2 separate regions of the Homo sapiens genome follow, and region 1 is linked to region 2. A link is a loop called in an ENCODE intact Hi-C map of the cell type or tissue named here. Cell type or tissue: ovary. All regions are shown on one strand. Links, peaks and the distances in the headings refer to the core of each region. The heading gives the core; the rest is flanking DNA.

The links. A loop is a pair of places that touch in the nucleus more often than their neighbours do. Peaks named below come from ENCODE experiments on the same cell type or tissue, not always from the same donor. Only the 100,000 strongest peaks of a DNase experiment are listed, where the experiment ranks them.
Region 1: it touches region 2 in a loop (2.5-fold over the local background); 7 of 110 quality-filtered maps call a loop at or near these places.

What each region holds. Positions count from the first base shown.
Region 1 is chr17:18,007,434-18,023,098 of GRCh38, forward strand. It overlaps DRC3 (dynein regulatory complex subunit 3), which reads left to right. Exons shown (of 14, transcript NM_031294.4): 13 at 8,631-8,762; 14 at 9,125-9,456. The coding sequence ends at 9,238. ATPAF2 (ATP synthase mitochondrial F1 complex assembly factor 2) reads right to left here. Exons shown (of 8, transcript NM_145691.4): 6 at 14,312-14,424; 7 at 13,690-13,805; 8 at 10,588-11,253. The coding sequence ends at 11,116. It also overlaps the pseudogene LOC100419436. Among named protein-coding and RNA genes, the nearest start is that of ATPAF2, 24 kb to the right of the region's middle. RefSeq lists silencers at 9,722-10,016, 14,944-15,107. In ovary, for the core only: no CTCF peak of the experiment used is centred there; a DNase peak (open chromatin) is centred at 9,878.
Region 2 is chr17:17,876,269-17,891,933 of GRCh38, forward strand. It overlaps TOM1L2 (target of myb1 like 2 membrane trafficking protein), which reads right to left. Exons shown (of 15, transcript NM_001082968.2): 5 at 8,366-8,500; 6 at 6,437-6,595; 7 at 3,359-3,475. Among named protein-coding and RNA genes, the nearest start is that of SREBF1, 47 kb to the left of the region's middle. RefSeq lists enhancers at 1-670, 1,031-1,752, 7,791-8,552, 8,553-9,312, 12,541-13,042 and 1 more. In ovary, for the core only: no CTCF peak of the experiment used is centred there; DNase peaks (open chromatin) are centred at 883, 1,473 and 1,753; H3K27ac peaks cover 2,408 bases.

The DNA of each region.
Region 1 (15,665 bases), core at 8,517-11,016, 140 kb after region 2:
GGCACTTTCTAAGAGAAGCAGTTACAGGTAGAGGTTGAAGTCTGAGATTTCCCCTGGAGGTCTTCTTAACCTTAGAGTCTGTATAATGAGTACTGTGGGGGTGTTGGAACCACCATTTCTGATCCTGCACAATGCCATCCGGTTTGCACCAGCACATCCACTGATGAATGGTCACAAAATCAGCAGGGTCGGCCTGAGGAACCTGGCTCCATCCCTGGGGTCTGCACGCTAAGAAGGCTCTCCCGGATGTCTGCGCTGGGTCCCGCGGCAGCATGTCTATGTCTCTGGAAGGAGTGTGGGCATCAAGGGCCCAGACAGAGATACTATGTTGTCAGGGCCCAGACAGAGATACTATGTTGTCAGGGCCTGCTTTAGTGCATGCATCATTCACTCCACTGCCAGTTTCTCAGCTTCTCTCTGTCGCGACATCACCACCAAGGCAAGCCACCATCGTCCTTGGCCTGGACTGCTTGCCTCTTTACTGTCCTCTTACAGTCCGTCCTCCATGTGGCAGCCAGAGGGACCCTTGAAAACCCAAACCCTATCACTGCACACTTTTACACAACACCTTCTAGTGGCTTTCATGACCCCTAGCGTCAGCTCCTCCCCATAGTCCCCCAGACCCTCGGGCTGACCCTGCCCATCTGGGCGATTCCCACCCCCAGAACCCTCACTCCTGATGCTCAGCGGCAGCCTCTGAGCTCTTCCCCAGTCACCCAGGCTTGCTCCTTTCAGTTGATATTCCACCTGGCAGACACGCTCTTCCTAGGTCCCCATGTGCCTGGCTTGTCCTTGTCATTCAGATTTCAGCTTGACTATCAGCTCTTGGGAGAGGCCTTTCTTCATCAACTTCCAGAAAAACCACTGTCTCTGTATCACATGCCCCATTTATCAGGTCAGGTCAGAGCCTCATCATAGTTTCAAACTACCTGGCTGATGTGTATTTGCTGCTGATGTGACTATTCACACTACATGTAAGCTCAGGAGGGAGGACGGGGATGGCCTTTTCACCACCATGTACCCCCTCAGTACCAGCAACAGTGTACAACATGCAGCACAGATGCCAGGCATCATCTGCAGAATGAGTGTGAGAGCGTATGCTCACCAAGCCTCCACTCTGCCAGATATGGGGCTAAGTCTTGCAGACACACAGGACCAGCAGTCCCTGACTTCCACAGCCTCTGTCCTGGGGCCCAGACAGACACCCAACATAGCAGTGTGGTGATAGGGTCACCGTGACACCAGCCTTCCCTCCCTAAGCTGATAACTGCAGCTAATTGCTATTGACCAGACACAGGAAAACACCACCTTCCCTGTGAAGTAAGGCTGTCCCTGAGTGCCCAGTTTGGAATTCCCCAGACAGACCATCTTGGGGTGGGTGGAGATCCCTCCCAGCACAGCTCCCATGTCTGTGACACCCAGAAGGCACAGGACTGAAACGTGCCCAATTTCTAATGACTAGGACACACAGAAAAAGATGAATCCAGAGGCCAACAGCAGAGAAGCAGGCTGGGCTGGCATTTTCAGTGGCCAGCCCTCCCTCCAGCCCAGCTGGCTCTGCCTGGTGCCAGCTGACCACCATTCCTGTGGCTTTACGCCTGCAGTTATAGGAAGAGACTCCCCAGGACCTTATACCATGGCCTAAGTCTCCTTCCATCTAAGCAACAAAAAATGTGACCTACCCTTCTCAGGAGGAAAAAGTATGCTCTGACTATATGAGTAATACCAACATCACTTTGAAAGGCTGAGGTGGAAGGATTGCTTCAGCCCTGGAATTTGAGACCAGCCTGGGTAACATAGCGAGACCCCCTCTCTACAAATAATAATTTAAAAATTAGGTGATGCGCACCTGGTGGTCCCAGCTACTTGGGAGACTGAGGTTGGAGGATTACTTGAGCCTGGGAAGTCAAGGTGAGCCATGACTGTGCCACTGCACTCCAGTCTGGGTGACAGAGCAAGACCCTGTCTCAAAAAAATAAAATAAAATAAAGGAATAATACATCGCTGACATTTGACTGGGGGCCTCCTGAGGGCCAGCCCTCTGGGAAGCACTGAACTCATGTTTGCTTTTTTAATCTTCACATCAACACGGAAAAGTAGGTACTATTATGGTTCCCTTTTACAGATGAGGAAACTGAGGCACAGAGATGAAGGTAACCTGCCCAAGGACACACAGCTTATAACAGATAGGGTTGTGATTTGAACCAGGCAGTTTGATTGAAAGCCTTTGACAAAATGTCTACTGTATAGCAAGATGGGGATGTTCAGAGGAGGGACTAGGGCTGTGGGTGAAAAAAACCTGGCTTCTGTTACCTAATTATCAAGGAGCATATCTTGATAAGTCACCCTGATGAGGTTATCTCTAAAACTCCACTCATGCAGTTGAGTGACTGTTATCAGCTCATGACCTACATGGGGCCAATCTGTCCCATATCTATTTTCAAGTCCTTCCAGCTTTGAGAGGAAAAGCAGAACGTACATGCTGAGGAGAGAGCCTGGAGCTGGCACTGAGGGAGGGCATCTGAGTGGTGCTGGCAGCCACAGCTGCCCATTTAGGGAGGTGGGGAGGACAGAGGTGCTGCCTGGCTGCTCTGAACATCCACGCGGGTATCCGGCTGCGAGGGCAGGGTGAGTGCTCAGGCCCAGGGAGGATGCAAGTCCCCAGGGTCTGCTCAAGTGGCAGTGGGTCTGACCCAAGCCAGCAGTCTCTGGACAGGGAGACTGCCACAAGATTCTGGCTGGCACCAGGAGACTCCGCGTTGGCTTGTCCCTGCCCATCAAGCCAAGCTGCTCATTTGTCTGTGGCAGAGGAGAATGCAGGGTTGTCAGGTGCCCTTTGTGGGTATGATGGAATGATCTGATCCCACATGCCATGGGGCAGCAAGTCCTCAAGCCACTAGCAGTGCGGTGGTCCTGGGGAGGGGCACCAGCTGTTGCCTTCTCAAAAGTCACTTTGTTGCTACCCAAAGCAACCTACAGATTCAATGCAATCCCCATCAAAACACCAATGACATTCTTCGCAGAAATAGAAAAAAAATCCTACAATTTAGAATCACAAAAGACCTTGAAGAGCCAAAGCCATCCTGAGCAAAAAGAACAACGCTGGAGGCATCACATTACCAGACTTCAAAATATACTACAAAGTTGTAGTAACCAAAACAGCATGGTACTGGCATAAAACAGACACACATTTCTCCAAGAAAACACCAAATGGTAGATGACACTATGGCAGCAGGAGGGCCCAGAAGCCTGGAATGGGAAACCATGGAAGCTTTGTCAGCAGCTTCTGGGGCTAGGATTGTGGCCATAGTCAGGGCAGGGGCTGAGGCTGCGGGGAGCTCTCAGAGGCAAGGTCCAGGCAAAGGAGTGGATGCCCATCACCAAGCTGGGCTGCCTGGTCAAGGACATGAAGATCAAGTCCCTGGAAGAGATCTATCTCTTCTCCCCGCCCATCAAGTAGTCTGAGATCATTGACTTTTTCCTGGGGGCCTCTCTCAAGGATGAGGTTTTTTTTTTGTTTGTTTGTTTGTTTGTTTGTTTTTGAGACGGAATTTTGCTTTTTTGCCCAGGCTGGAGTGCAATGGCATGATCTTGGCTCACGACAATCTCCACCTCCCAGGTTCAAGTGATTCTCCTGCCTCAGCCTCCCGAGTAGCTGGGATTACAGGCATGCGCCACCATGCCCAGCTAATTTTGTATTTTTAGTAGAGATGGGGTTTCTCCATGTTGGTCAGGCTGGTCTCAAACTCCTGACCTCAGGTAATCTGCCCGCCTCAGCCTCCCAAAGTGCTGGGATTACAGGCGTGAGCCGCCACGCCAGGCCTAGGATGAGGTTTTAAAGATTATGCCAGTGCAGAAGCAGACCTGCCCCAGCCAGCGCAGCAGGTTCAAGGCGTTTGTTGCCATCAGGGATTACAATGGCCGTGTCACTCTGGGTGTTAAGTGCTCCAAGGAAGCAGCCACTGCTGTCAGAGGGATCACTGTCCTGACCAAGCTCTCTACTGTCCCCGTGCAGAGGCCACTGGGGGACCAAGATTGCAAGCCCCACACTGTCCCTTGCAAGATGACAGGCTGCTGCGGCTCTGTGCTGCTGCACCTTATTCCTGCACCCAGGGGCACTGGCATCCTCTTGGCCTCTGTGCCCAAGAAGATGCTGCTGATGTCCAGTATTGACAACTGCTACACCTCAGCCAGGAGCTGCAGTGCCACCCTGGGCAACTTTGCCAAGGCCACCTTTGATGCCATCTCCAAGACCTATAGCTACCTGCCCCCTGACCTCTGGGAGGAGACTGTGTTCACCAAGTCTTCCTCTCAGTAATTCACTGACCATCTTGTCAAGACCCACACCAGAGTCTCTGTGTGGAGGACTCAGGCTTCAGCTGTGGCTACAACACAGGGTTTTGTTTTGAGATGGAGCCTTGCTCTATCGCCCAGGCTGGAGTGCAGTGGTGCAGTCCTGGCTCACTGCAACCTCCACCACCTGGGTTCACATGATCCTCCTACCTCAGCCTCCCGAGTACCTGGGACTACAAGCGCACACCACCATGCCTGGTTAATTTTTTGTATTTTTAGTAGAGATGGGGTTTTACCAATGTTGGCCGGCCAGGCTGGTCTCAAACTCCTGACCTCAAGTGATCCGCCCACCTTGGCTTCCCAAAGTAACACAGGGTTTTTATATAAGAAAAATAAAGTGAATTAAGCCTGTTTAAAACAAACAAAAACACAGATACATAAACCAATGAAACAGAATAGAGAACTCAGAAATTAATCTATATATTTACAGCCAACTGATTTTTGACAAAAGCGCCAAGAACACTCACTGGGGAAAAGACAGTCTCTTCAATAGATTTTGCTGGGAAAACTGGATATCCATATGCAGAAGAATGAAACTAGATTCCCATCTCTCACTCTATACAAAAATCAACTAAAAATGGATCTAAGACCTACATGTAAGACCTGAAACTGGCAGGGCGCAGTGGCTCATGCCTGTAATCCCAGCACTTTGGGAGCCTGAGACAGACAGGTCGCTGGAGCTCATGAGTTGGAGACCAGCCTGGGCAACATGGCAAAGACCCACCTCTCTATAAAAAATACAAAAATTAGCTGGGCATGGTGGTACCTGCCTATAGTCCCAGCTACTCAGGATGCTGAGGTGGGAGGATGGCTTGAGCCCAGGAGGTGGAGGTTGTAGTGAGCTGAAATTGCACCACTGCACTCCAGCCTGAGCAATAGAGCCAGACTTTGTCTCAGAAGAAAAAAAAAAAGACCTGAAACTATAAAATGACCAGAAGAAAACAAGAGAAATGCTTTAGGACATTGGCCTGGGAAAAAATTTTATGAATAAGACCTCAAAAGCACAGACAACAAAAGCAAAAATAAATGGAATATATCAAACTATAAATCTTCTGCACAGCAAATGAAACAACAGAGTGAAAAGACACCCTACACAATGTGACAAAATATTTGCAAACTACTTATCTGACAGGGTATTAATATCCAGAATATACAATGAACTCTAACATCTCAATAGCAAAAAAACAAACAATTCAATTAAAAACATCTGAACAGATGTTTCTCAAAAGAAGACATACAAATGGCCAACAAATACATTAAAAACTTTTCAGCATCACTAGTTATCAGGGAAATGCAAATAAGAACCAGAATGAGGCATCATCTCACCCCACTTAGGATGATAATTATCAAAAAGACAAAAAATAACAAATGCTGGTGAGGATGCAAAGAAAAAGGAACTCATATACTGTAAGTAAGAATGTAAACTAGGACAGCCACTAGGAAGAACATTGTGGAGGGCCCTCAAAAACTACAAACAGAACTATCATATGATCCAGCAATCTCACTACTGAGCATTTGTCTAAAGGAAAGGAAATCACTATATTGAAAACATATCTGCACCCATGTTTACTGCAGCACTGTTCGCAATAACAAGATACAGAATCAACCTAGGTGTCCAACAACAGATGACTGGATAAAGAAAATGTGGTACCTATACACAATGGAATACTATTCAGCCATAAAAAAAGAATGAAATCCATGGCAACATGGATGGAACTGGAGGACATTATGTTAAGTGAAATAAGCCAGGAACAGAAAGTTAAACACCTCATGTTCTCACTCATATGCCGAAGCTAAAAAAGTTGATCTCATAGAAGTAAAAACAAGAACAGAGGCTTCTAGAGACTGGGAAGGGTAGAGAGATGGAGGAATAGGGAGAGATTTGTTAAAGGATATACCAAATTACAGCTAGATAGGGGGAATAAGTTCTAGTGTTCTATACCACTATGGGATGACTATAGTTGACAATAATATAGTTTCAAATAGCTAAAAGGAGGATATTGAATGTTCTCAACACAAAGAAATGATAAATGTTTGAGACGGATATGCTAATACCCTGATCTGATCACTATACATGATAGGTGTTGAAACATCACTATGTACCCCATCAATATGTACAGTTATTTGTCAATTTTTTTAATGCCAATTTTTTTTTTTTTTTTTGAGGTGGAGTTTCACTGTTGTTGCCCAGGCTGTAGTGCAGTGGTGCAATCTTGGCTCACTGCAACCTCGGCCTCCCAGGTTCAAGCTATCCTCCTGCCTTAGCCTTCCAAGTAGATGGGATTACAGGCACCCGCCACCATGCCCAGCTAATTTTTGTATTTTTATTCACCATATTGGCCAGGCTGGTCTTGAACTCCTGACTGAGGTGATCCACCCACCTTCCCGCCTTGGCCTCCCAAAGTGCTGAGATTACAGGCATGTGACACCGTGCCCGGCCAGTGCCAACGTGTTTAAACAAAGAAGTTGCTTTGAAAGAAATGTGTCTTTACAGCCACAAGGACCACAGAGCAGGGCAACAGCTCAAAAAAGACTCAGGAATACCTGTTTGCACAGCCCCTGCCTCCACCCTAGTGCTTTCAACCTGCAGAAACTGGAGAGGGATCTGGAATATTCTACCCATAAAAACTATTCTAAGAGGGAAAATTGAAGTAGCCACCACTCTAGGCCACCCAAAGTCCAGAAACAACTTGTAACTCACATTTCAAAACAATTCCCTTAAACCCAGTTTCCTTTTGTTTTCATTTTACAAATGTCACACAGTTTTTCATAACCAATTCTAATCATGTATGTTTCTAAGCAGATTTCAGTTTCTGTTGCTTCTCACAGCTTTTGAAGCTGTTTTCTACATATTCAAACTCTGAGGGGTATGATTTCTCTGCCTGGCTTAGAGCTCCACTATGACCCACCTTTTAGAATGAAGGATGAGAACCTTTTCGTGATGGGTTGACACTGTGGTTGTAGTTATCTCTAAAATAACCAGGACACCCACTCCTAAGCACACTGCCAAGGCTCACCGAAAACAGGCTTTACACACCTTTGAACCATTCCCAGAGCCTGGCCTGGGACCTTGTACACACATGGAAAGAACTTAATAATTTCTTGACATTTCTCCCTTGTGACTGTGCTAATTGGTCCCCCAGACACCCCATTCCACATATCAGCTAACCTGGCTTTTCCCACATGAGATTATGTGGAAAATCAGCATCCCACAAGACATTAACAGGCATTACTCTGAAGTCTGTAGCCAAAAAAGTTGGAAAACCAAGAGAGACAAAGCTTAAAGGGTTTATTTTCCACAGGACTTTGTAGAGCCTTCAGAATACTTTGTGCCCAGCAAATCTTTAGGAGGGGCCTAGGATGTGCTGGCTTTCCCAAATGTATTTGACCAAAGAATACTTTTTTTGGCAGAAATATTAACATCTTAAGATTGCACAGAACGTTTTAGAGACCATTAAGTTAACTGCCACTACAGGAAAGAACAAAAAATGCACACTCCACTTGCAAATCCTCCCTGCAATACAGAGCATTCAGGTGCTCTGCCTTACCAAGCGCCTCTGCTTCAAGGTGGAAGCAACTGCTTACTGAGTGCTTCAGTGGCCTTGCCCTGCTCTGGGAAATGACTCCATTTCAACCATCCCAGGCAACAATAGCCACAGTGTCAACACCTAGAACCAGTGAGGCCTATTAGAAGGTGGTTGTTTCTAACAACTTTTTACAAGACAGCAAAGTCAGGAACAAGAGAAGGCAGAAGGATACTCCAAATGGAATCCAAAGTTTGGTTTTGTTGACATGAGTGGCAGTGGAGAGACAACTGTGGGGTGAACACCCATGAGTTTGTAGGGCCTGCTGTCTTCAGAGCAGCCTCGAGACCCTCAGCCAGCCTCATGCTTCCACCCAGCAGGCAGAGGTTTTGGGCAAGTTAGACTTGAGAGTAATTGAGAGAGAAGCATTGTGAGAACAGATGTCCTGGGTGAGGTGCCCCCTGGGCAGCCATCTGCCTTCACCCTGGAGGAAACATGCTTCCAGCGGGGACTGCAAAGTAACACCCTGGTTGGCCCTTTCCCCACAACACCTGCCCTGTGCAGTTGGGGAAGCGGCTGTCACAGATGAATTCACAGATGAATCGGCAGAGTGCGCTGATACAAAGGTGGGCTCTGCTCTGAGTGTGGCCTGCACAGCCAGGGGACTTCCAAATGCTCCTTCTCTGTTCAGCTCCCTTTGTGTTCACGGTATAATGACACACACTTTCTCATTGGATTCTTTTCACTCACCAGCTTTTTGTCGATAAAGATACGATTGTTAATGCTGTCGGGGCATCGCACGACATCCACCTCCTGAAGATTGACAATCGAGAAGATGAGCTGGTGACCAGAATCAACTCTTGGTGTACACGTTTAATAGACAGGGTGAGTCAATCCCAAGCCATCCTAGCAGGCTGGATGAACTTTTCTAGCTGACATGGAAATCCTCCCTAGGTAGTGGATAGAATTTTCATTAAGGAATGAAATGAAGGAAGAAATAAAATTAAGGATTATAGAATTCCACACTGAAGACAACATTGCCCAGAGACTTTAAAACCCATGGGCTTCATCATTTTCCTAATTCCTACCTCAAATATACAGAGATCAGCAGAACCTGGGGAGGCGCTGAAGCAAATGAGGTTTGCAGATCTAAAGGAACTATTTTCCCCTTCCCTCAAACTGGATTCAGTGAAAGATATTAACCAATGATCTGATGTAAGGAATCGGGCTTTGGTTTCACTCCTCAGATTCACAAGGATGAGATCATGAGGAACCGCAAGCGCGTGAAGGAGATCAATCAGTACATCGACCACATGCAGAGCGAACTGGACAACCTGGAATGTGGCGACATCCTAGACTAGATGAATGTCAGCCACAGGAGCTTCTTCAAAACATAGCACCAGCCCCAGCCAGGAGAAGGAAGTGCACACGCCTCACCCGCACCTCTAGAGAGTTGCTGGGCATCTCTCAACCGCGATCCCCAACACCATTCTTCCCCCACCCCTGGAAAAACTTCCAAAAGTAGAGAAAATAAAGGACTCATTTCACATTTCCCCTACTCATAAAAAAAAAAAAAAAATCAGCTGGGTGCGGTGGTTCACGTCTGTAATCCCAGCACTTTGGGAGGCCGAGGCATGCAGATCACGAGGTCAGGAGTTCGAGACCAGCCTGACCAACATGGTGAAACCTTGTCTCTACTAAAAATACAAAAATTAGCCAGATGTGGTAGCGTGCACCTGTAATCCCAGCTACTCAGGAGGCTGAGGCAGGAGAATCACTTGAACCTGGGAGGCGGAGGTTGCAGTGAGCCAAGATCGCACCACTGCACTCCAGCCTGGGCGACAGAGCGAGACTTCGTCTCAAAAAAAAAAAAAAAAAAAAAAAAAAAAAAAAAAAAATGTTCATGTAGGAACAAGAGAAAGAGTTTGAGATGAACAGCCGGTCCCAGGCCAGCTGACAGAGCAACTCCCAAGGGCACTGCCATCAGCTAGATTCTTGGCTGTGGCATAAAGTCAGACACGTGCCCCTGCCGTTTCCCCTGCCATGCCTAGGCAGGCTGCCAGCCACAGGCAAAAGGAGGCCGGTGTGGGCTAAGACCTTCTCTGCTCTGGGTGCTGAGGGGCAGGGAAGCAGGAGGAGAGGCTGCAGCTCCCACCACAGTGCTGGGGCCTGGGCCTGCCCACCAAGGCTGAGGTTAGCCACAAGGACCTGAGGACCCTCCAGAAGAGCAGAGTGCAGGCAGGGCATCCCAGCTCCACCATGTCACCCCCGCAGCCCTGGTGTCATCTGTGACAGTACCTCACAGTGCCTTCGAGGAACAGTTCAGGGAGACAGTGCATGGGAAGCGTGGAGAGGCACCCAGCATGCGATCAGTGCCCTGTGAGCAGGGTTGATGCCATTACCTTACTCAGGCTGGCAAGGACACAGGGCTGAGAGAGCCTGTCTGCCTGAGAACCACTCTTCCCCCCTGCCCTCTTACTGGCCTGACACCAGAAAGTAGCGCCTGCCTCCTGGGACACTAGAGGTGGCTATGTCAGGAGGACCCTTAGGACTCCTGGGTGGGAGATGAGCGGAAACATGCACATCAGGTGACCTTGTCAAGCCTGTCCAGGCTTTTAGCCCAGAAACAACTTCTATTTTCTACTTTCTAGAGTAAATCATTTGTTTTAGAACAGTAGGAACAAATAGAAACAACCAGCTTAGACCACAATTGTTTCAAAAGATTGTTTGATTAAAAGCCAGCCAAAAAAAAGCCTTCAGGCTGAGGCTGAAGAACACAAATAGAGTTGTCTGTGGATTACATGATTGTTTCCCCAGTGCAAGGTTCCTGACCACAGGCAGCAGATATCCAAACACGCCATGGGAGATAAGCTGTTTAACCCTCTGGAACCTAGACAAAACAGGAAGAATGGAGAAGTGCAGAGGCATACGTGAAAACAGGGCTCAGCACATTTCCAGGGTGGAGAAATATTTAATAAAATCAGAGTCGAGAGAAAGTCACTTGCACAATTCATCTCCTACATTCACTGCTGGCCAGGCCAGGGGCACCTGGGTTGAAATCAGGCTGACCTCCGGACAGCCGTACTAGCGCACTGTGTCTCGGGGGGAATCTCAGGGTGACGCTGAGGCCGAGTCCCCAAAAGCCAAGGAAGCCAGCCCCACAGGCTGGGGAGCCCTGAAGGCCGGGGGAGCTGTGGCTGCACTGCCTCTATCCTGCTGAGTGTGCTCTGCCCAGGCCTCACTCCTTCAGGAGCTTGTGCTTGACTGTGGTGCTCTCGGAGCAGAGATGGATGAAGAGGGTGCCGGCGGCGGTGCGGGCCCGCAGCTCCTGCAGCTCATAGTCATGGGCCCACTCAATGTTGCCCCACTTCTGGATCTGAGGGAAGGACAAGACAAGTTGCTGGGTGAGTGGCCAGTGCCTGGCTGCCTCCTGACCAAAGCCACGTTCCATTCCAATAGGTTGGCTGAGGGCAACAGGTTTGTATCTTGCCAAAACACATGAGACATGCCTAGGGGGAGGTGGCAGGTAAGAACACCCAGGTACGCCAGACACGGTGGCTCACGCCTGTAATCCCAGCACTCTGGGAGACCGAGGCAGGAAGACTGCTTGAATCCAGGAGTTCAAGACCAGCCTGGGCAAATATGGTGCAACCTCGCCTCTACAAAAAGGTTTAAAAATTAGCTGGGTGTGGTGGGGGTGCACCTGTAGTCCCAGCTATTTGAGAGACTGAGGTAGGAGGACTGCTTTGAGCCCAGGAGGCTGAAGCTGCAGTAAGCCAAGATCACACCGCTGCACTCCCACTTGGGCAACAGAGCAAGACCCTGTCTCAAAAACACCACACACACACACACACACACACACACACACACACACACCCCACCACCCCACCCCCAGGGAGCCGGAGCAGGCACCTGTGCTCTCTGTGGCATGGATGGTCTGGAAGAAGTGCAGTCCAGGCCCAGGCCCAGGGCCAGTGGCTGCCCACCCACCACTGGGCAGGCTGGGTACCAGAACCACCCATGTGACTTCTTTGAGGAGGCCTTATGTGCCATCCCTTCTCCTACACTTCCTCCCAGAAAGCCTGTGAATGGACAGCCTCTCCAAGTTGCCTTGCCATGCTGGGCTACAAGTGCCCCCCAGCGCCATGTGGGTGGAATAACTAAATCAAGTAAGGCCACGCAGTGGCTTCAACTCTGACTCTTGTGGTAGTCACAGAACTACAGATGCCTCTGCTCTGCACACTGGGGACAAGTTGCAGATTCTCTGTCTGGAGCTCTAAAAACAAGAGGGAGGAACGCTCAGACACACGATGTGGCTGTCCAGACAGTGTAAGTCCAACCAAACCTTGCTGGCTCCTCCCTGGCTAGTTGCCCAAGAGGCCTGGCCTGGCCGCCCCAGCTCATCCAGGAACTCAGAATCCACCATGCTACACAAGCTATTTGAACTTCTGGGCTGCCTGGTCCCAAACTGTACAATTGTAATATGTCATCTGAAGAGTATTCCATACTTTCATTGTATACCATCACATACATAATTCAGGTTATTCCTCTGTTTGTAGAGGATCGAAACCAAAGTTCAGAGAATGATGGCCTGGCTTGGGTCCCATAGTCAGAAGCAGAGCCCAGACTGGCTTCCCACCAGCCCTACAAGTCACCCCCTTCCTATGTAATCAGTTCTGACATCCAGAGAATAGTAGCGGGCCTCCTTTGTTATACAAAAATAGTTTTTTCCCTGGCATTTTTCTGAGCAGAAGACTACAAGAACTAGGGAAATACATCACAAAAAGTTTTGTGTTTTTTTGTTTGTTTGTTTTTACCATATTAGGGACCAATTCATAATAGCAATTAACCTTCTGAGGTTGGTGGAATAACAATAAAAAGACTGCAAAGATGGCTATAATTTTCAGAGTTAAAAAATGCAAACCATACTGTGGCAAAACCTTAATTCTGAGCCCACTAAATCAAAACTTGTATACAAACAGCAGCTACCCCTATGCTCCTCTGCCAGCCAGATAAAATGTCAGGGTATGAAGGCTCAGCTGATGAAGGAGCACAAACGGGTTCTCAGTCATCTTGGCAGGGCCTGTTCTGCAGGCTTTATCAAGCCCAGATGGTCTTTATCCACCCGTGAACCTCCTTGTGCAGAGTGAGGCCTGACGGCCTTGGCCCTAAAATCACCAGACCTGGCTTCAAACCCCAGCTGGCACATTTTCCAGAGGTGCAACCTTGCACCTCCATTTCCTTCTGTGTAAAACAGAGATAACCACAGCTCCTACCTGCCCAGGCTGCTGAGAGGAGGTGAGATGGATACAATGCAGGAACACAGCGGTAGCACTTACTGTTATTTTTTTATTGTTATTATCTTACCTTTTTTTTTTTTTTTTTTGAGACAGGGTCTCACTCTGTCACCCAGGCTAGAATGCAGTGGCACAATCCTGGCTCACTACAACCTCCACCTCCCAGGTTCAAGCAATCCTCCCACGTCAGCTTCCCAAGTAGCTGAGACTACAGGTGCTAATTTTTGTATTTTTGTAGAGAGAGGGTTTTGCCATGTTGCCCAGGCTGGTCTCAAACTCCTGACCTCAAATGATCCATCCTCCTCAGCCACCCAAAGTGCTGGGATTACAGGTGTGAACCACCATGCCAGGCCTACTTGACAATACTTCTGCTGGTCCTTGATTTTGATTTCTGCGTGTACATAAAAGTAATAAAAGCCAAGTATGCATAACTATATTTCAGATGGGTTAGCTGCTCCCCCAAAGTGAGTCTGAACTAGGAAGGGGGAGGCGGGACCTGAGGTGCTGCTCCTCACCTGGTACTCCTCCTCCAGGCGTGACAGCAGCACGGCCTGCTCCACTGTCAGGCGCAGGTCAATCAGGCCCAAGGTTAGCACCATGGACTTGAGCTGGGCAGCTACAAACTCAATCCCTGCAGGGACACAAGCCAAGTCAGAACCCAAAACAGGGCAGCTGCCACAACCTACCCCTTGTGAGTCCCAGCAGCCCTAGCAGAGAACAGGAGTGAGTGGTGCAAAGAGCCATCCAGCGATTGTCCCACTCTTCTGAAAGAGCACTCTGGTCTTCCCTGGGGGTGATCCTCCTCTGCTCTTACCTAGTGAGACACATGACCCGAACTTGGCAAATCAGAGCTTTCCGCACCCAGTCTAGTGATTGGTTCATGGATGGACATGTGACCCAAGCCAGGGCAATGAGATTGAACTCAAGACTTCTGCTGGCGAAGTCGAAGGTGGAAAGGTGTGAGCCTAGAGCGTAGAGTGATTGGCTAGCATCAGAGCCACCCAGCCTCCACACTCAGCTAGCCCAGAACACTCTGTGCCTCTCCACTCACAGGACCTGGGGAGGGGCAAGTACAGGCTTCAGACACTGATGGCCTTCACAGCCACCTGCCAAGCCCACAAGAAACTCCATACATGCCTTGTAAAGCCCATGTGTTGTAAGATGCCAGGTGGCTGACGAGCACCTCCCGAGTTTTGGCAGGGATGCTGGGTCCCATTATGCTGGTGGAGGAGCTGATCTCCACGCCGTATCTGAAAGGAAAAGGGCTTCGGCATGTCTCTGTCATGCTGTAGCCCAAGAGCAGCCCACCTTTTGACTAGAAACAAAGGCCTAAGCTTCAGAGCATGTGTGTGCATTGGCCAAGGAGCTAGTCTTGACTACAGGAGCAACTGCCACCATGGTCAGTGGCCTCCCGACCTGATTTTCTGTCCCTCAAAAGCAAACTTGGAGGACCAAGAAACTGTGCTGAATGAAGGGATGGTTCCTGAGTCATGTGAGCTAGGGCTCGGTTATACGCAGCTGCCTGAAATGCTCATTCATTCACCTGGAATCTCCATCAAAAGGCCATCTGCCTTTTACATCTCTTTAAAGTTTTTCACATTTGAGGACATATAAAAGTTAAAAACAATATTTAAAATGGTTTTCCTTAAAATAATGTTTATGTCATATATCATGGAGGTTTTCTTTTTTATTGAGACAGGGTCTCGCTCTGTCACTCAAGCTGGAGTGCGCTGGCATGATCTTGACTCACTGCAGCCTTGACCTCCTAGGCTCAAGCGATCCTCCCACCTCAGTCTCCCAAGTAGCTGGGACTACAGGCATGTGCCACCACACCTAGCTAATTTTTTTTGTAGAGACAGAGTTTCACCATGTTGCTCGAGCTGGTCTCAAACGCCTGGACTCACGCGATCTGCCAACCTCAGCCTCCCAAAGTGTTGGGATTACAGCCATGAGCCACCATGACCAGTCAGCAGTCATTTTTTCAAACTTTTTTTTTTTTTTTTTTTTTTGAGATGAAGTCTTTCTTGCTTTCTACCCCAGGCTGAAGTGCAGTGGCATGATCTCGGCTCACTGCGACCTCCGCCTCCTGACCTCTGCGCCTGGCTGAGAAGATACATTTTCAAGAATAATCATAACTAAATAAAACAGAAAAACACAATGGGGGATAAAAATAATTTTTGTAATTTTCTTCCATATATCACTGATTTTTTTCTGTTGCTTAAAAAAATCCGGCTGGGGCCGGGCGCGGTGGCTCATGCCTGTAATCCCAGCACTTTGGGAGGCCGAGGCGGGCGGATCACGAGGTCAGGAGATTGAGACCATCCTGGCTAACACGGTGAGACGCCGTCTCTACTAAAAATACAAAAAAAATTAGCCGGGTGTAGATGGTGCATGCCTGTAGTCCCAGCTACTTGGGAGGCTGAGGCAGGAAAATGGCATAAAACCTGGGAGGCGGAGCTTGCAGTGAGCTGAGATCACGCCACTGCACTCC
Region 2 (15,665 bases), core at 372-2,871:
ACAAAGATAGGCTTAACCACCAGATGAGAAGTGACGCAGCAGGGTTTTCAGCTGATGGAAGCTCTCCATTTTATGTCTGCTTCTTGTGAAGAACTGCCTATCCCTCCCTGTGGTGGGCTGCCAAATGCTGCCAAATGCCACATTTGTTCCATGTGGAGACTGTGCAGTGGGTGGGGCTTATGGCAATCTTCAAATATTTAAGGATCTACCCATGTGAAAGAGGAATTAGTCTTGTTCTAGTGTCTAAGAAGACAGACCAGGATCAAAGTTATAGGGAGCCACACCTTAGATCAATGTGTGAAAGGGCTTTCTAACAATAGTCACGAAAGCTAGGATTTGTGAGGCCTTGCCTAAGCCCAGCCCTGCGCCAGGCACTGCCAAGGTGCAAGTGATCACTCCAGTCTAGAGAGGAGAAGGGGGCCTGGAGACGGCTGGTGACTTACCTGGCATCGCCCAGCTCATCAGTGGGAGGGCAAGGATGGGGAGGCATTAATTCATAGGCCTGTGTAATTTGTATGCCTGCTGTGCTGCTGCCCGAAGTCTAACCAAGATGTCCATTTGAAAGCAAGAGGGCTGCTGTGAACAGCCTGTCACTGGGGACACGCAGAAAGACCCAACAGATAAGATGCTGTGGAAGAAATCTGAACACAGGTGTAGAACTGAACCAACTTCCTGGAAGGTCTCTCCCAACTCAGAGAGTGGAGGATTTGACGCATAGCTCAAGAGGAGGAGTTGCTGTGTTCACTCTGGGCACCCTTCCTTCCTTCTCCTCAGGCGCTCCAGCTACGCTGACAGCACAGGGTGCTAGAGTGGCCTCAGCCTCTCCTCAAATACAGCCACATACCCATGAGTCTGCAGGCAAACAGCTCACACTGCCAAGCTTCCCTGCTGCTCTTGCTTCACTATGGGAAGCTACACCCAAAAGTGCTTTGCGATGTGCAGGAGGCAACCGGGACATAACCTGCCCACAGTTATGATCATCCTAGGGCTGACACCACCAATTATCTCTCTTCCTATTCCCCCCACCTCCTACCCCAGGAATTTATACTTGAACTGGGAGCAGCTTCTGTTGGTGGGAACATCTGGGTTGTTTCCATGGCCTAGCCAGCACTCTCAGCTCTGTATTCTCTGCCCCGAGCACTCTGGCTGCCCTCCAGCTTGATGGAGGGTCCTGGGGACACATTCTGATTCCAGCACTTTCTAAGCAGACAGTGGTATTTCTCCACATGGAAGGTTGGCTGTTCAGTGTGGCTCTGACCCTTGGGAGACCCTGCCTGCTGGCTTTTGACTGCCAGGGGAAGAAGGGGTGGGAAGATGTCGGCAATGGCGGAGGCGTGCAGCCAACCAGCCAGGACGGCTGTGTCTGTTCACGGCTGTCCACAGTGCTGCCCAGCTCCTGAATCTGCTGTTGCTGGAAGGACAGCCTCCCACTGGCACCGAGAGTCATTCCTTTTCTATTTGATTTATAAGATAGCAGTGAGGGCTGGGAGGCTTGGAGTTGGAACAAAACAGAGGGAAGGAAAACGTCATGGGAAGCAACCTATTTTTGAAAGCTGTGAGCTGACGCCAGGAGATTAGGTTCTGTTTGTCTTGGCTGATGGGCTTGTTTAAAAAAAAAAAAAAATCCCAAACCCCCTCTCCCCCCAAAACACGAAGTATTCCTGCTGTCTGGGTCTGCTCTGGCTGTCTGGAAGCATCTTGGCTTTGTTCAACACACCCCCTGCTGCCAGGAGCACGGCTCTATCCAGAGCAAATCCCCCCTGTCAGCAGGAATTCCGACGCTGACACAGCACAAAGCTGCCTCAAGAGGCCTTCTCAGTTTCTGGACTGACCTCAGAATCCTGTGCATCTGGGTAACGCCTGGCCGAACCTTCCTGCAGGCTAGGAATGGAGGCCAATGACAATGCATTCAAGGGAAGCCAGGTCCCCTGGAGTGTGGCACATATTCAGCTGGATCTGCTGAGCTGAGGCAAGCCTGGGCTGATGCAGGTGTGTCAGGAGTGAGGTCTGGGAACTAGGGAGAGGCCACTCAGGACTCCTCACTGGGGCTGGGCCAAGGGTACTTTTCTCAGCTTCAAGAGCAGGCTGGTGTAGTTACATGGAGACAAGTTGTTTCCCGGTCTATTTCCTGCAAAAAGCTGCAAGCTCCAGGGACCACAGCTCATGCACCTCTGTGCCCCTAGGACTGTGTTTTGTGTCAGGCCTGGAACAGGTCTCCACCCACCCTCACCCCCATAAGAGCCGATGGCTTTGGAGTAGGAAGGGGGCACAATAAGCAGCAACTTGGGACCAGGACAGGGCCTTCACAGGCGGCAAGCATGTGCCAGCAGCAGGGTAGAAGGTGTAGCACTTGGGGACCAAGACTGACAACGGAGGGCCAGACACAAATGGCAGTATCAGCAGCAGCAGCAGGTGTATCATGAGAAACTCATGCCAGGTTGCTAAATCAGTCTGGCTCCTGACCTGTTCCCTCAAGCATCTTGCCTCCCATTGAAAAGTGTGTGGGGCCTTGCAGTTCACAGCATCCTTCTTCCACCCTCCAGAAGGTCACTGCTTCTAAGGGCAGTACCACTGACATTTTCTGCAAATGCCAGGGTCATCTGAGGCTGGGTGTGGTGGAGATCTGGGCACTGGCTCTGGACCTGGCTGCCCTGGGAAACAGGCCTGAGGTGGGGGCCTTGACCCTGGTTTCAGGGGTAGACTGCAGGCCGCCCACTCCTGGACCCCATTCTGCCATGCCCCCAGATCCATGGGCTGTCCAGAGGCGGGGAGGCCAGTTTGCAATGGCAAACCACAATATGCCTGGGAATCCTCAGTGTTAGGGAAAAGCATGGGAGCATCACACTTCATCTCAGTCTCAGGACACCTTGGGGGTGAGGTGCCACTACAAGGGCTCCTGTGCACAGTCAAGGTTGAACAGGCCCTCCTGCAAAATGTGATGTTGAGGGACCAAAATACAGAAATAGTACAAGCTCAACTACATTTAAAATAAACCTACAAAAAAGTCAGAAAGAAAATACATCAAAGCACCTACAGTGGTTATTTACAGATGCTTGGGTCAAAGAAAGTTATTTTCTTTTCTGTGCTTTCTTTTTCTTTCTGTGAGCATGTATTCTACAACTGGCATTTTATAATCAGGAAAAAAATGTTATTAAGGAAAATAAAAAAGACAGACAGTGGTACTGGCCTCTGCCTGTCCGTAGGCAACGTGAGGCTGCATGTGTGCTCACATGGACTATCAACAACAGGGCCACTGGACCTGTCCCGCCTTGCCGCTGTGTCCCCGGGTGGGATCCTCCAACAGTGTACGGTGGAAGAGCTGCCACCACAGGCCAAGTGCTTCTGAAAGATGACTCACCTGCAGCAACTCCAGATCAGATGAATCCTCCTGTCCAGGGACCATTTCTGTTAACATCTCAGACATGACTTTTGTGTTTCCTCGAACGACGTCCAGTTCACTCCGCAGCCTGGCAATCTGGTGGGGGCCACGAGGAAGGAAAGCAGGAAGGAAAGGTCAGTCAGCCTGCACTTGCAATATCAGAATCAGCTTGCTCCTAGTCTAGTGACAATCCTTCTCACTGGGAGATCTGGGTTGCCTTTCTGAGTGCACACTGCAGAGGCCACCTTCTCATCTCCCTCTGGCCTGCCTGTCAGCTCTGAGAGAGCTGAATGGGCCCTGCCACCAACAGTCTGTTGTGCCTCTCTGACTGTGACACGAAAGCAGTACCACGTAGTGAAGGGCTCCGTGTCAGGAGTGCACCAAGCTGGCTCTCCGTCTCGGCTCTCCCACCACGGGAACTTGAGTAGAAGCTGAACCTCTCAGGGCTTCCGTTCCTGCTCTTTAAAATCCAAGTGCAGGAGGGCAGGAGCTCTGAGATCCCTTCAGAGCTGAGATCCTATTCTACAAAGCTCTGAGTTATAGACTCTGCTCCTAGGAGTTTTACATCTAAACACTAGGATCCCTCTGAGAGGCTGGGCAGTGTCAATAGCACTTTTCTGCTGCGGCAAGAATGAGAGAACAGGGGAAGACGACAGGGGAGACACCTTCCCCACCCAGCTCCCTACATGGTAACACAGCCCCTTGAAAAATACCCAAGTTGCCCATCAGCGATCCCAAAGCCTGGACCTGGGCCAAGGCCCAAGGCTCCTCTCCAGCAACAGAGACATCATACACTTTCTCCCCTTGCCCTCAGTCCTGTGCCTCAGATCTGCCCCTTCACTCCCTCAACCCCCTCGAAGGATCTGCAGAAACCACAGGGACCTTCCTTGCCCACAGTGAAATATCATAGAAGAATCTGCATAGAGGTGGCTACTGGTCCCATCACTCAGTGACAAGAGACCAAATAACGCTGGACAGAGGTCAAGAACTGCACAGGACACTGGAGGGAGCCCTGGAAGACTCAGCAGCAACATCCAGAGCCGGACCTGAGCCTCTCTGAGCCTTCGTTTCCTCACCTACAGAAAGGTGGCACTAACCTCACCAGGCTGCTGTGAGTTTCCCATGCGGCGCCTGGCATGCAGGTATGCTCTCTACTACACACATACGGCCCTTGTTCCTGCTCAAAGGTCCAGAGAGAGGAACTGTAATGTCATTCTTCCTGCACTGTGACCCAGCTTAAGTGACAACTTCTCTCCCCAGTGAAGCCTTTTCTGACTCTCCCCACCCCATCCTGAGGTAGAAGCAACCACTCCCGCCTCCTCAGGTTCCCACTCGCTGTGCCATCTTCCACTATTGCAGCTGTAGCAGCCTCTCCTGTGTGGGTGGGCTCTCTCAGCAGACCTTTAGCTTCTTAGGGCAGGAACTCAGCTGGGTTGAGCTTTATACCCTCAGCACAGAGACAGGGACAGGAGACCTCAATCAATGGTCTACCAGGGAGATGGTCTGGGTCCTGAGAGGCTCTTGTTAGCCTCTGGCTCTGCCTGGTGGATGATCCAGGGGTTTTCTTCAAAGTCTTGGTAGAGAGAAGAGGTTTCTGGCTAGGAAGGCCCAGGAAGGCTATGGGCAGCCACCCAGTAGACTCTGAAGCCCTGGGTCCTCTTGGCCAGGCTGGGTGCTGACCTGCCTACCTCTGCTTGCATTCTGCTCTCCAAGGGGCAACATGCCTCAGGGCTCCTGTGCTACCTATGCCCAGACCCTGCAGACCCAGCATCTTCTGGCTACTAGGAGGGCCTTCCCAAGCACCTCCCACACTTTGAGTCGGTGAAGGGGCTCAGTAACTGTCCAACTTCAAACATTTTCTGCCTTCCCTCAGAGCAGGAAGGGCACAGTTCTGCCCATAGAAGCAGGGCCAAAAGCCAGAGACCTTCTTTCCCACAGCACTTGGGTAGCCACAATGAGGACCTCTTCCATCTGCCTGTCAAGCCCACAGCTGCCTGGTGGGGTAACAAATCACTTGTTCTACTGATGGGAGACCGGGGTTAAATGTCCTGACTGAAGCCTAGAGTGAGCAGCAGAGCTGGGGGCTCACACCCAGGCCCTGGGGGCTTCAAGTTCACTCCTCCTGCTCTCACCGTACTCCCTGCTCAGAGCTAGCAGGGAAGTGTGAGGAACACGACACAACACTGCCATCCCTACACACACATTGCTATCCCTACACACACATTGCTTGACCCCTCTGCTTCAGTGAGGTTCCACAGTCATGACATTGTCGCAAATAGTAAATAAGGATTTGGTAAATATAAACATTGGAGAGTTTTTTTTTCCCCCAAGTCTGACCAATTCTCAAATTGTAACTAATTGAAGTTCTATGGATTCTTCTAAAGAGCACTCCCCAATTCATCTAAAAAATCCAGTGTGGGGTTAAAACTGCATTAGTTTATCAGGAAGTAACCCGGGAGGGTGGGGAGTGTTTGGGATAAAAGCAGGCTTCTTGTGCTTCAGGAGGGCCTCCCTGATCAGGTCACAGGCCTCTGATGGCTGACTTTTTTTATGGGATAGATCTAAGCCTCTGCATGATAGACAAGCCCGTCACAACTCAGCTGCACGTCTATGCTTTTGGCCTCACATTCTGCCATGGTTTCCTCCCAGATCTGGGCCCTACATATGCGCCTGCTCTCCAATCAAGCCACCTGCTGCTCCGAGAGAGCAGCGTCTGCATCTCTGCATTTAAATGTCATTGCTGAGCATGCGGTCTCACCTGACAAAGCCCAACTCCTGTGTCAGGACCCTCTGCATGTCAGGTCCCCGGTGCCTCCCAGGCACCACTCAACCCTGGGCTCACAACTCTGAGCCCTTGGTTCTGCTCCCCACCACAGCCTGACCACAATCCATCATGACTTCCTCAGCATCTCTCTCCCCTGGGGATTGAGCCCTTCCATCTCTGTGTCCCTAACACCCAGCACAATACCTGGCTTGGGAGGCCTTTGTAAGTGTCTCCCAGAAAGATGAAAAAGGATAGTCAGCTGGCTTGCCTATGGCCCCGAAGTATGCAAGTACCTGTTCTGAATTGGCTGTGATGGGGCCAGTCACACTCAGAGCTGGGGCCTGCGGTGCGGAGTAGGGAGCAGGAGGCGGCGAGGAATAGGAACCAGCACTTGTCCTCTGCTGTGATTGGGACCTGGGCATGGTCGCAGCTGGATCCACTTCAGGGACACTCTGGCATGGCAACAACAAAGTCCTCTGTTTACCTGGGCTGCCTGCATAGCTGGACCTGGTACCTACCCCACCCCATGCAGCACTTCCCCAAGGCTGCCCACGAAAGGCTCAAGGCCCTGCTCCACTGCTGCCCGGGTGAGGTTCACAGAACCCCACTGAGCCCAGGCTCTCCATCTGGGAAGTGGGGCTGCCAATGGCTCCTCCCTCTACTTACCTCTCAAGGAATGTGTGGCAGACCAATGAAAGCAACTCCAAAAGGCAGCACCGAGAGTGCTCTGTGAGCCCTCTGGTCATGGTTCCTATTATTAAGACCACCTCGGGATCCAAGTGGAGGGAGGGCGGTTATTAAGTTTTGCTAATCACAGATCTTTACTTGGTACCATAAGAATTACTTTTTTGGTCTTTACAAGTAGACTAATATAAATAGTAATTATGCAATTTACCAAATGTTTTTTGTAATTATAGGAACAACAACACTGCTCTCTGTCATTATTAGAAGAATGAAACAGGTTATGTTGATTTCACAAAGCATAGCGCGTGGTCTGGAGGGATCATGATGAAAACAGCCTCCAGAAAGGGCAATCCCCTGGGCCAGGTGCGGTGGCTTACGCCTGTAATCTCAGCACTTTGGGAGGACGAGGCGGGTGGATCACAAGGTCAGGAGATAGAGACCATCCTGGCTAACACAATGAAACCCTGTCTCTACTAAAAATACAAAAAATTAGCCAGGCATGGTGGCGGTCACCTGTAGTCCCAGCTACTCAGGAGGCTGAGGCAGGAGAATGGCGTGAACCCAGAAGGCGGAGCGTGCAGTGAGCCAAGATTGTGCCAGTGCACTCCAGCCTGGGCGACACAGCAAGACTCCGACTCAAAAAAAAGAGAAAGGGCAATCCCTCATGCTTGCCCTTTGGGTATCTCAGATGACCTCTTGCACATTAAAATTAAGTCGTGTTCCTACGAGAGATGTGCACAGGTGTGCTATCCTTCTCAGAGATGGGCAGTGGGGGCAGGCAAGGTGAAGTGTACTGGGATGAGGTGCCTCTCCCAGACCCTGGTGCTTTCCTGGCTCTCCCCCAGGCTAGGAGTGGAGTTGATTCCCAGCCAGTAGAGGGACTAGCTTCCTTGAGAAACCATGAGGCATGACCTACATGCTTTTAACCCTGAAGTGCCAAGCTGCCCCCTCCACGGTGCTCAAGTTACTGTTGGCACTGCAAAAGCTTTGGTGGGATGCCCCTAAAGGGACCTTCCCAGGGCTTTGATCCCAAGGCTGATGGAATCAAGGATTGAATCCAGAATCAATTCTGGATTGATGCTGAATACTCACAGCTCAAAATAAATTTTAGATCCATTTGACTTGGTACAATTGAAAAAACAGAAAGCTACTTTTTGACCCAAGAGTGACATCAAGCCCTGAGGTGCTATGGTGCTCTGAGGGACAACAGGATTCCCACACCAGATTCTAGGGGCCTCTGAAAAGCAGGTGCTAATGACCCTCACAGGATGGCTCCGCCCAAGTAGCCATTTCCATGAAAACCCTGAACTGATCCCTTTATTATATTCTTCCACAGACACTGCTGCCACTTAATCACCAGTCAACCAGCTGTCTCACTCCTGCATGCCCCTTGTTATTAAAAAGGAATGCCCCCGAGCTTTAAGAAAGCATGATGACAAGCTGAATAATTCAAAGGCAGCAGCAGAAGGGTGGCTGCAGCAGCTTGGCTCACCCGTTCTGCAGTAGGTCTTTCTAGAAAGTGCCAGCTGGAAGCTTACCCGCTGTGGTGTGTGTATGGGAGACAGAGCGTCCAAGTCTGCCATGGGAAATTCAACCCCTTTCCTCTTCAGCTCCTCATATATGTGCACAACGCCGGTGAGATCAGGACTGCTTCGAAAGGCATCAGCCCATGCCTGGGATAATAGAAGGCCTGTTAGGAAGCATTTCTCAGAGCTGCCATGGTATCTGAAAATCCAAAGTGGCCCACGTCCTCTCCCCGAGACCAGTGCTCTCCTACTTGCACATGCAAATTGCACTGGCTAAACCTATTCTGTTCCTCTCCTTCCGCAACTGCTGCCACGACACAGCTGGTGAAACCCTGGCTTTCAATGGTGCTGCTGAGCGTGAACAAAAACACAAAACTTAATTTAGCATGTATTTCCTTGGAGAAGAGACAGAGAAATAACACCTATGCACGGTGGTGCATCCTAAAAAGCAGGAATTTCCCTAATGGCAAGGAAATCAATTGCTGGGGCTGTTCAGCTGCAGGGAGTGGAAGCTGGAGCCTTGTCAGCTCAGCAGGGTGCCTGCCCTCTGTGCGGGAGCACCTCTGCCCTGAAAGCTTCTACTGGTGGAGTTGGGAACCGGCAACAAATTGAGCAGAAAGGAAAGGAGAAATTGATGTGTGACATGAAGTAAAGGCTAACTACAGGTTTCCTCAGATCAGAGACAACTAATGCTGAGCTTGTCTAGCCTAGCTCTGTCTAGCGCTGCTGCCAGTAGGTGAGATGACTGTGGTTCAAGGGAAGAAGAGCCCATTGGGAGCTAGACCCAGGCCAGACTGGGGAGTTCACCCCCAGGGGTCCTTTTCCCAGACCCAAGCTTCTTTCATGATGTCCGCTGCCAAAAATGTCAGCACATGTGTGCCCAAATCGAAAAATCCCAAGAAAAGCACAATCACCAGATTCCCTTCAGTGAAAACATATCACAGAGAGGAAAGAGCAAAAATTCAAGTAGATTATCATTTCTGTTGACTCATGAAACTTAAAAATTAAAAAAAAAATTCTGGGCTGGGTGCGGTGGCTCATGCCTGTAATCCCAGCACTTTGAGAGGCCGAGGCGGACGGATCACGAGGTCAGGAGATCAAGACCATCCTGGCTAACACAGTGAAACCCCATCTCTACTAAAAATACAAAAAAATTAGCTGGGCGTGGTGGCGGGTGCCTGTAGTCCCAGCTACTCAGGAGGCTGAGGCAGGAGAATGGTGTGAATCCGGGAGGCAGAGCTTGCAGTGAGCTGAGATGGCGCCACTGCACTCCAGCATGGGCGACAGAGCAAGACTCCGTCTCAAAAAAAAAAAAAAAAAAAAAAAAATTCTGTTCTTTGGAAGTCTTGGACTGTATCAAAAACAGAATACTCAAAGGCCTTCCCAGAAATGGCCCTTCTCATGCTGTCCCATTCACCATACATACCCAAAGGAGGAGGCAGAGCCTCCTGTGCCCATGACTCCATTGCCAAGTCTGTCATTGTCACAGAATTTAACTGTCTCCCTCACTCCAGCAATGTGGTACAACCAATCCTGAGGCAGCCACAGAAACTCTGTCTCTAACCAACAGACCCATTTGAAGTTAAAAGGTCAGTTTCCAAAAAGCCTCCTTAATTATGACTGATGCATCTCACCAGGAACAGTACTGTCAGCCCGGCTTTCCCTGATGCACTTATTTAATTTGCATGCTCAGGGATTTAAAACTACTGGATCAGGACAGCCCCTCTTGGCCAACACTCCTTCTGGATTCTGAGGAGGGCCAAAGAAAGTGCCTCACAGAGCACTGTCTGGAAGGCCCAGCTGGAGGAGAGTAGGTTGCCCGTAGGGAGTGCCTCTGGCCCCGCCCCCACCAGCTGCGCTGGCTGCCTCCACCTGGTTCAAAATCCAGCTAAGTCCTGTGACGCCAACCTCAAAATGCCCTAGCATTTTAGTTTAGGGTGTTGACTTTAGGGTCTAAAAACCAGTTTCACAGCCCACTGTCGGAGGCTGGGGAAAAAACACATGGCAGTTCTTCCTGGCACCACTTCATGCCTTTGTACATGGAGTACCAACAGCTCCAGGGATTCCTTTCAATTCATCTAGCTCTCTACCCAAGCCAAATTTGAGATAATAGGAATAAAGATGAAAGAACTATGGCTCTTCTCTCCAGTTGGAGGATACTTCTTCGGGTCCACTTTCTAAGGCACTCTGCTTCCATGTTCACAGAGACAGACTGGAGTGGGAGGGAAATGCACACCCAAGTTGGGCCAATCAGATGCTCCTCCTTCCAGGAACTCAGCAGCACTAGAAGCTGGGATGTTCTCACTGGGTAGGCAGAACTGTCCTCTGTAACTCCAGGGCCATGTGCCAGCACAGGACTGGAAGCAGAGACAGCCTATGTTCTCCAGAAGGAGCAGCTAGAGTGCTCGGAGGTGCAGGCGTACAGGAGAGGATTTGGAAGGCCTTCCTGATATTTTCTGTCCCTTCCCAGGGCGGGGTGACCTGGACTTCTGGGAGACTCTGCCCTGTCATGACAAACTCTTCTCTTTGCCTAGGCAAGCTGGAGTTGGCATCTGTTATTTGCGATCAAGTAGTCTTGGCTAATCTACCCGCTTCCTACCTGCCACAATTCCAACCCTTATCTGGGACCTCTGTGCAGACTGGATGAGATGGCTGCTAACAGAGCAGATATTCATGATGGCAATCTCTATTGAATAGGATTCTCATGCCAACAGAGGAAAAAATGGGGTGCAGGGGCGCCTCTGAATAAATGCAGCTCTGGGTGTCTCTCATCTCTGGGTGTCTCCCATTCATATGTGAAAACGTACAGATGGGAGACATCCAGAGATGCCATGTGTCCCTAGCATCTTCTTGGGACATGCCTCAATAATTGGGCATGGGTCAGAGCTGTCCCCCAGGCTGGAGTACAATGGTGGTGCCATCTCAGCTCACTGCAACCTCTGCCTCCGGGCTCAAGCAATCCTCCCACTTTAGCCTCCAGAGTAGCTGGGACTATAAGCATGTGCCACCATACCTGGCTAATTTTTGTATTTTTTGTAGAAATGGGGTTTCATCATGTGGCCTAGGCTGGTCTTGAACTCCTGGACTCAAGGGATTCACCCACCTTGGCTTCCCAAAGTGCTGGGATTACAGACATGAGCCAACTGCGCCCAGCCCAGACACCTTTTGAAGGCAGACACCGAGTCTCTCACCCGTGTACAGAGAAGGCAGTCAGTCAACATTTATCAGGTTAAACTGAATTCAGTTCTCACAGTTACTAAGCATCCTTATTTTCCTACTTCAGAGAACAGAGGAAAGATGGCCACTTAGGCTGTCAACAGACTGAAGTGACAGTGACAAAGGAGGGGTGCTGGAAGGCTGACCCAGCTGAGAATACTCCCTAGAGAAGATGTGGCAAGCCTCAGGAGGTCTGGCCACTCTTGGAGTGCTTAACCTGAAGCCTGAGAGCAGCACTGAGGGTGGGGGAGGCTGCCCCCTCTTAAAGCTGCCTTTTCAGAAAGCAAAGTGATGCAGCGGTGTGAGCACACTCTGAGGGCCTGTCACAGGAGCTAGCTGGTTAATGGCCAAGTGGTCAGTTCACTGGAAGCCTTCTTTTCCTGCCTGTGGCTACAAGATTAGGGGCTTGGAAGACCCAGAGGAAGGTCTAATGAGGAGAAAAAAGGAAAGAGATCAATTCAGATCTCCTTCATTCCTTTGGACCGTATACAAAACCCCAGAATAAAACCAGAAACAAACATAAACCATAACCTATTCATTTCTGTATCCCTGAAAGTTTTGACAAAGCTTTGAATCATCAAATTTCAGACCAATAAACCATTGCTGATTTAAACTATGGGCTCTGGGATGCCTTTGGATAGAAGGGAGCTTCTGTCAGCTCCTGCTTATGCCCCAGACCAGACTTCCTATTCCCAGTGACAGGGTCCCCAGGGAGCTGCTGTCCACACAGAATCTGGCCAGAGCCCAGCTACCAGGCTCTGACGTCTTCAAAGAACACACACCTCCAGTTTCTCCTGTCCCCACTCCCATCCCCACCCCAATCAGTTCACTTTCTTCAGTGGAAAGTGCATATGGTTAGACTATTGCTGGGGCATGGGGAGGGGGGCTGGAGAGGCATGACCACACTGAGGTGACTCTGCCAGGATGACTCCATTTCCGCTCCTGAAAACAATTTCAAGGGAAAGGCTCAGGGATGGCATAGAGTGGGAGCATCCTTTTTGTCTTCTCAACAAATGGGACTTAATGTAAGCAAACAAAAAGGGACACAAGCCAAAACACCAGCCAAGGCATGAGGTGAAAACATAGGGGTGAAGCTGAAAGCTGCCGGAAGGGAAGTCTTTGGTGCCCCTGGGGGTAGAAGTGAGTGTCAGCAAGCTACCAACCAGGCTGCACCACTCTCAATGTGTCTTTCCTCCCATCCTCCCAGGGAGACCGGCTCCATCCAGAAAGGCAGATCCTGTGGTGCGGGTAAGCCGACTGAGCCCTCGCACATGTTGGTAAAAAGTACCAGAACCACACTGCTGGGTCTGTCTTTTGGCGGGTTGAGGGGGATGGGGTGGCTACGGATGGCTGGAGGGCAGCCAGAAGACAGAAAGCCCCCATACGGGAAAGGAAGGAGTACAGTGGGGAAAGGAGGGGTAGGCATCAGCTGGATTCTCTTTGCAGTTGGCCAGGGTGCTACTGATGGCAAAGGTGCCACTGGGTAGGCTGACCATGCCTGCGAATGGCACTCTGAAAGGGAATCAGAAGGTGGGCTGGGGGCAGGCAGATATGCACGGATGAGCTCTATCACCCACTTCCCTATAGGCACAGGGGGACTTTGGAAAAGCTAGTGTGGAGCCCAACCTCCCCCTTCCCCTCAATCTGGCTGCAGCTCTGCTTCCACCATCCTCAGGGCAACCAAAGGGGCAGTGGGCTTTGGCCAGCAGCTGGTAATCAGAGCCATGGGTTCTACCTCTGCCAGGACCCCCAACCATGCCTCACAGGCAGGAGGTGTTAGGGAGGCACGTCTGTGTGGCCCCTTTACCTTGAAAGCTTTTCAAGTGCTAACACATTCGATCTACTTTTCCATAATGGAAAGGTTAAGGCTGTACCCCACTCCACCCCCAAGCCACAAACAGTCAAAAGCCAGTTTAAGTCCTTCCTGGCTGGGCCCTCACCCTCTGTCATCTGCAAACCTTTGCTTCTCCAGTTAAACTGCAGGCTCCCTGAGGGTAGGGCCAGGACTGACCCTGTCCCACTTCTCTGAAGAGCACCAAGAAGCATCCTGATACCACGATGGTGCAGAGAAGTCTGTTACCGCTCTGGCACCCCACACTTAGCTGAACCTCCTCTCAGCCTAGCCGCATTGATATGAGAGCTGCTACCAACTCACAGGCTGGCAAGGCAGCCAGTGACCTGTCACCTCCAACCCCATTCTTGTCTCATGGTGGGAGCAGCACTTTCTCTCCTGGGGGAATTGTCAGAGTCTCTGGGGGAGTCTTAAGTTTTCTAAAGTATATTCAACATGCAAATAAAAGTACTTTCTTTCTCAAAGGGGCTAAAAAAAGGTTGACCCAATGCAATGCTACTCCATGCTCTAATGAAGAAGATTGAAAACAGGGTGTGTGGGTGAGGATGCGAAGCAACTAACATTCTTGGGTGCTGGTGGCTGAGAACACCCAAGAGCCCAGTGGAGCCCATTCCCCACCACACAGCAACCTCACACCCCGGTATGAGGTGGATACATATGAAATTGCTAATATTTGGCCATTTTTGACCAACAAAGATGGCACTTTCACATATTCAACTTAATATATTCCCATTAAAAAGGAATATATATATGCTCAAGAAAAGTCAAGTGCTAGATGCTCATAGCAGCATTTTTCACAGTACCCCCAAACTGCAAACACCAAGTCCCCATCAACAGTGGGAGGGGTAAATAAACTGTAGTGTGTTCACACAACAGGACTTGGCACAGCAATGGCAACGAAAGACCTAGAATCACAGGCAACAATGCGTGTGACACCCACAAACACAGCAGAGGCAACAGAGCACTCTGGATGAAGTTCAGGAACAGAGAAGACTCGTCTATGCTGTGAGAGCTCAGGCAAGTGGTCATCCGGAAGGTGGGAGGTTTTGGGTGTGGTCATATTCTGTTTCTAGATGCAGGGGCTGGTTACATGTTCAGTTTGTGAAAATTTATCAAGTTGTATACACTTTTATGTGTGATTTCCTGTATATATATTATAATTCAATTAAAAGTTTAAAAAAAAGAAAGGGCTAGGGATCCTGTTTATTCCATTGGTTCACCCTGTTACAGAAGCCAAGCCACCCACAGCTGAATGCTGCCTGCTGTCCTCTGCTGGGCAGCCGTTACCAAAGGTAAGAGCTCTTCAGGAACACTGCAAATCTGGAGAGGAAGAACACTCTCCAGCTGGGTTATCAACCCCCATCTAGGAGTAGCACCCTTATCTGAAGCCCATGCTTTTCACAGCTGGACCAGGAAACTGTCCAGCCAGGCAGAAGCTTGTGAGGCATCTCAAGGCCCTGTTCTGCTCAGGTCCCCATGGCCAGCACACACTGCTACTGCCAGACCAGCAGGGGGAGGCCTCAGAACATGGTGCTGGCCACTTCACACCTTGGGCTGATCTCATGGGCTCAGGATTGAGAGCAGACAGGCAAGAACCCCAAGTTCCATTTTACAGATAAGGTGGTACATGCCCACAATAAATTAGTACACCTGTCTGAGGTTAGCAGCAGGACTGGGTAAAAGCTAGGAGGAGCTGGAAAGTGTGGAGGGGTGATCCTGATAGGAAAGCTTGGAGGTGAGGGCAGGGTGTGCGGGGACAGGCATCCTCAGGGTAGAGGTGTGGGCCACAGCCAGTGAAGAAGGCTGTGTCTGCCCTCAGCCATGGTCCCCACACAGTCAGCAGGGACAGTGCAGTTCACACCCCTTGTGATAACTGTGCTTGCCATGCGGTAGGCTAGCCACCCTGCTGGGCCCGCCACCCTGCAGACAGGCCTCGGGGTCAGAAAGCTCTACCACAGGACATGCTTTGTGAGAAGAAGCCACCATTTGTTTTCCTAACATGAATTCCTGGGGGTATTGAGGTAGGGGAGTGCAGCCCCAGAAGGAAGGGCTGTGGTAGAGTGGGGTGTATGAGGAAGGTAAAGTGCATGCACACGTGTGTGTGTGTGTGTGTGTGTGTGTGTGTGTGTGTCAGAGGGAGACAGAGAGACAGAAGGATATTGGGTGGGCAGAACAGGGACGAGGGACAACCCTAGGGTAAACAGGGGAAGGCCTCCCAGAGTTCCTCAGAATTAACTACATTCA